Regions from separate parts of the Homo sapiens genome. Here region 2 is linked to region 1. Evidence: read pairs that join two places in POLR2A ChIA-PET (ENCODE). Cell type or tissue: CD4-positive, alpha-beta T cell. All regions are shown on one strand.

The links. Peaks named below come from ENCODE experiments on the same cell type or tissue, not always from the same donor. Only the 100,000 strongest peaks of a DNase experiment are listed, where the experiment ranks them.
Region 2: POLR2A ChIA-PET joins it to region 1 with 5 read pairs; 6 of 35 experiments call an interaction of 5 or more read pairs at or near these places.

Annotation. Positions count from the first base shown.
Region 1 is chr12:31,927,202-31,929,701 of GRCh38, forward strand. No RefSeq gene overlaps it. Among named protein-coding and RNA genes, the nearest start is that of RESF1, 31 kb to the right of the region's middle. In CD4-positive, alpha-beta T cell, no CTCF peak of the experiment used is centred here; a DNase peak (open chromatin) is centred at 1,450; H3K4me3 peaks cover 878 bases; H3K27ac peaks cover 1,474 bases.
Region 2 is chr12:31,643,669-31,646,168 of GRCh38, forward strand. The region is part of intron 1 of LOC124902913 (a long non-coding RNA gene); the gene reads right to left. Among named protein-coding and RNA genes, the nearest start is that of ETFBKMT, 15 kb to the right of the region's middle. In CD4-positive, alpha-beta T cell, no CTCF peak of the experiment used is centred here; no DNase peak of the experiment used is centred here.

The sequences.
Region 1 (2,500 bases):
GCGTGAGCCACTGCACCCCGCCAATTTTTTGTATTTTCAGTAGAGACAGGGTTTCCCCATGTTGGTCAGGCTGGTCTCGAACTCCCGACCTCAGGTGATCTGCCCGCCTCAGCCTCCCGAAGTGCTGGGATCACAGGCATGAGCCACCTCGCCTAGCCTGTTTTTTGTTTTTTTGAGACAGGGTCTTGCTCTGTCACCCAGGCTGGAGTGCAGTTTTGCAGTGGCATGATCCCGGCTCACTGCAGCCTTAACTGCTCAGGCTCAAGCGACCCTCCCACCACAACCTCCCAAGTAGCTGTGTCCCACAGGCACACACCACAGTGCCTGGCTAATTTTTTTATTTTCTGTAGACATGGAGTCTCCCCATGTACTCAGGCTGGTCTCAATCTCCTGGGCTCAAATGATCCTCCCCCATCTTGTTCTCCCAAAGTTCTGGGATCACAGGCGTGAGCCACCGCCCCCAACTACTTTTTTAAAAATATTTTGATCTGCAGTTGGTTGAATCCTCAAATGTAAAACCCACAAATATGAAGAGCCGACAAGAACCAACATCTGACGAAGGTACAGAAAAACTACTGCACTACTGCTCTATAAGATTAGAAATTAATCTGTAAACATTGATACATTGTTAGGATGCTTTTGCCACCTGATAGAGACATTAATTCCAAATGTTCCAGGTCTTTATTGCCCTGAGAAAGTTAAGCAATCTTATAACTAATTTAGCAAATTTGTGTAAGGATTTTGCCTTTCAATATGAATGTATGTTCAAAGACAAAGGTCTGGAAAGATATGCACAAAATAAAATTAAACAGTGGTTATTTCTGGGGAGGAAAGTAGGAAATTGAATTTTTGCAACTTTTTGTACTTTTGTATTTTTCAGAAGTTCTTGTTTTTAAAATGTCAATGTAAAAGCACACACACAATAAATGTCTCCATCAACTCTTTGTCCACGACTAGAGAAATGGTTTAGTAAACTATATTTCTTTTCCTTGGAAACATATTCAATCATTAAAATTATGTTTATAAGGATTACATTATAACATGTAATTAAAGAAAGGGAAAACTATGCACAGAAAAGTTATAGGAGGAAAAACACCAGTGCATTAATTATATTGATAATATTTTATTTTTTTAAGTATTCTTATCTAATGAGAATGTAACATTTTTGTAATAAGGAAAATGTTAGTAAAAACAAAACACAGCATGTTTCAGCATGCCCTGACTCTTCTTTGAGGATATGTGATACAATAGATTGGCCTTTTGTGACTTTTACAAAAGGTTGTAGTTTTTGTTCCCTCCACACTTAAGAATTTTATCTCACATCATGAATATCTGACTTCTGGCTTTTTTTTTTTTTTAAGGTAAGCAAGCTAACATTTAAAACTGTGATTAAATAAGAGTATCTTTCAAGGTTTGGCTAAGGAGAGCTAACATTTCCGTGCTGTGCTGTTAATCAAAGGAACTTCTTCAGCTGGTTTTGTTTTGTTTTGTTTTGAGACGGAGTTTCGCTCTTGTTGCCCAGGCTGGAGTGCGGTGGCAGGATCTCAGCTCACTGCAACCTCTGCCTCCTGGGTTCAGGCGATTCTCCTCCTCCTGGGTTCAGGCGATTCTCCTGCCTCAGCCTCCTGAGTAGCTGGGATTACAGGCATGCACCACCACACCGGGCTAATTTCTGTATTTTTAGTAGAGACGGGGTTTCACCATGTTGGTCAGGCTGGTTCCTTTTTAACTGAAACATGTCAGAGAGGAAAAATTTTCCTCAACCCTCTTATGTTTTGTAACTGAGGGCCTGCAAATTAAACTAATAAAAGACATAGTAACAGGAGAAAAGGCACACCATTTTTATTAATATTTGCATGCAAAAGAGTTCTCAGGAAAGAAGTAGTTAGACTTGCGGTTTTATGTACCTTTTTAACAAAGGAAAGAGGGTTTGAGCTTCAAGGAACTAATTGTGGGGCACTGAGTAGGAAACATGGGGGAATTAATGGAAGATAAGGGCTATTTTAGAAAGATCTGTTTATGCAAATTCATCTTGGTGTTAATTCCCATCTTTGGTAAAAATCACTCTTCTCTCCCTGGTACTGGGTGGGTGGGGAAGCACCTTCCTCAATGGGAAATTTATGCCCTGCTTTTAGGCTCTGTCACCCAGGCTGGAGTGCAGTGACATGATCATGGCTCACAGCAGCTTCGACCTCCAGGGTTCAAGCTATCCTCCCGCCTTAGCCTCTTGTGTAGCTGGGACCACAGGCTAGCACCACCACACTCAGCTAATTAAAAAAAAAAATTTTGGTGGAGATGTTCCCGAACCGAACCAGGCCTGGCTGTATGTTCTCACAGCCCAATAATGAGATGCAGATGGACTGGGAAAGAAGGGAGTTTATTTCTGTAACTGGATACAGGGAGAAGATCAGAGATTATTCGCCAGACCAACTCAAGGTATTACAATTCTTCCCATGCTCATACATGTTTGGACTACATGCCTACGTGCAGTATCACATTT
Region 2 (2,500 bases), 280 kb before region 1:
CACCTCGGCCTCCCAAAGTGCTGGGATTATAAGCGTGAGCCACCGCACCTGGACAATTTTTATATTTTTTCTAGTAGAGACGGAGTTTCATCATGTTGGCCAGGCTGGTTTCGAACTCCTGACCTCAAGTGATCCGCCTGCGTCGGCCTCCCAAAGTGCTGAGATTACAGGCATGAGACACCGCACCTGGCCCCCTAGCAGGTTCTTGATAGTTGCTGACAATGGAGCTAGCTGGGGATTCTTTCCTCCGATGGTCATTATGCATTATAGACAAGGTTCCTGTGTTCTCATTATGCCCCCAAGGAACATGCTTCAGCAAACGTGAAAAATGCCAGAGCCATACATTTTTTTTTTTTTTTTTTTGAGACAGGGTCTCCCTCTGTCACCCAGCCTGGAGTGCAGTGGCATGATCACAGCTCACTGCACATTCATCTGCCCAAGCCCAAGTGAGCCTCACACCTCAGCCCCCAAGTAGGTGGGATTACAGGTGCACTCCACCACACCCGGCTAATTTTTGTATTTTTTTGTAGAGTTGGGGTTTCGCTATGTTGCCCAGGCTAGCCTCAAACTCCTGGGCTCAAGCAATCCTCCCGCCTCGGCTTCCCAAACTGCTGAGATTATAGGCGTGCACCACCATGCCCAGCCCAGAGCCATACATGTTGGTTTAACCAAAAGAGCTGAAGGGTGGCTTGGAGCACTGGCATAAATGATGTCCCTTTAGCTGTCAGGGCTGACCGGGAGGGAAACAACCCTGCAACCCGTAATGGTCCTTGGCTTGATCAAAGAGCACCTTGTACTTGAGGTACCCTCTTTGTCCTGGTCCCATCCATTCACCAGCAGCCTTCACACATCTGTCCTAAAACCTTAGATTTTACCTATCTGTTGCTGCACATACAGCGGTGCCAGGGGACACTGTCGACCACGCCCGGTTAATTTTTTGTATTTTTAGTAGAGATGGGGTTTCATCATGTTGGCCAGGCTGTTCTCAAACTCCTGACCCCAGGTGATCCACCTCCTTCAGCCTCCCAAAGTGTTCGGATTACAGGCGTGAGACACCACGCCCGGGCTCAAATGTTCATCTCTTTCAGAAATACCCTCAGAGGAACACCCAGAGGAATGTTTGACTAACTGTCTGAACACATTGCAACCCAGTCAAGCTGACACATAGAATTAACCCTCACAGAACCAATAAGGAAGTGGAAGAAAGTGCTTCTTTTGCTACAGGATGAGGTGGGAGCAGGAATTGTGAGAGGCCCCCTGGCCACCATCTCCAGTGTATTGGGTTCAGCTCATTTCCTCCCCAGCACTGCTACTAATGTTCAAGGCATTATTTGTTGAAGCCAGGTGCCGTCTAAGCAGGCTGTCGAGGGAGAGCAATTTTTTTTTTGAGACAGGATCTCTTTCTGTTGCCCAGGCTGGAGTGCAGTGACATGATCTTGGCTCACCGCAGCCTCGACCTCCCAAGTAGCTGGAACCACAAGTGATCCTCAGGTAATCAGGTGATTCTTTCACCTCAGCCTCTTGAGTAGCTGGGACCACAAGTGTGTGCCACCACACCTGGCTAATTTTCTTTCTTTTTAATAGAGATAGGGTCACCCTATGTGGCCCAGGCTGGTCTCAAACTCCTGGGCTCAAGTGATCCTCTTGCCTTAGGATCCCGAAGTGCTGGACTACAGGCGTGAGCCACTGTGGCTGGCCTTTTTTTTTTTTTTTTTTTTTTTTAAGGAGAGCAATTTTGGTAACTAGAGACTGCTGGGAAAGAGAATGTGGGCGATCAGAGAGTGCAAGGGACATAGAAGGAAGTCTTTAGAACTTGGATGGGAGTCCAAGTTCTGCCACTTCCAGGCCTTTGTGCATTCAGCCAGTTACTTAAGCTGTTTGGCCTCAGTGTCCATATATTGCATTAACACCGGGAATAACAATTTTTACCTTACAAGATTGTTAAGGGAATTAAATGAGATCATGTGAATAAAGAGCCTGCCATAGAGTTGCACTCAATAAACACTATTTTACTTCCCCCTGAATTCCCTACCTGTACTTTTGGCACATGAAAAAATAATTAGGTAGAAATAGGCTGGAGTCCAGCAGGGGAAGACAAACTAATCTTTCCTGGACTACATTTTTACATGGATAAAAATTTTTGCCACTGCAACTCTAAGCAGCACTCAGTATCTTTGAGATATTAGTGATGTTTTTCTCTGATGTTCTTTTAGCTCCTGGGGTCACTGTGGGCTAAGAGAGGTGGAGACAGGCTTTGTGCAACGCTGCCTTGTCCCCCTGCTCAGAGGCAGATGTGACTTAATAGGAAGAATCCTAGAGGCCTTCAGATGCTGTAGAGAAGATTCATGTTTGATGAGAGAGAGCCTGGATGACATGAAAGTTGTTGTTTTTTTCCAGAGAAAAGGAAAGAGACATAACATTCCCCCTACCCGCCCAAGCATCAGCTTCCTCTTCTGAACTGGTTGCTGTGGAGATTAAAAACTTTGTACACAGCACATTG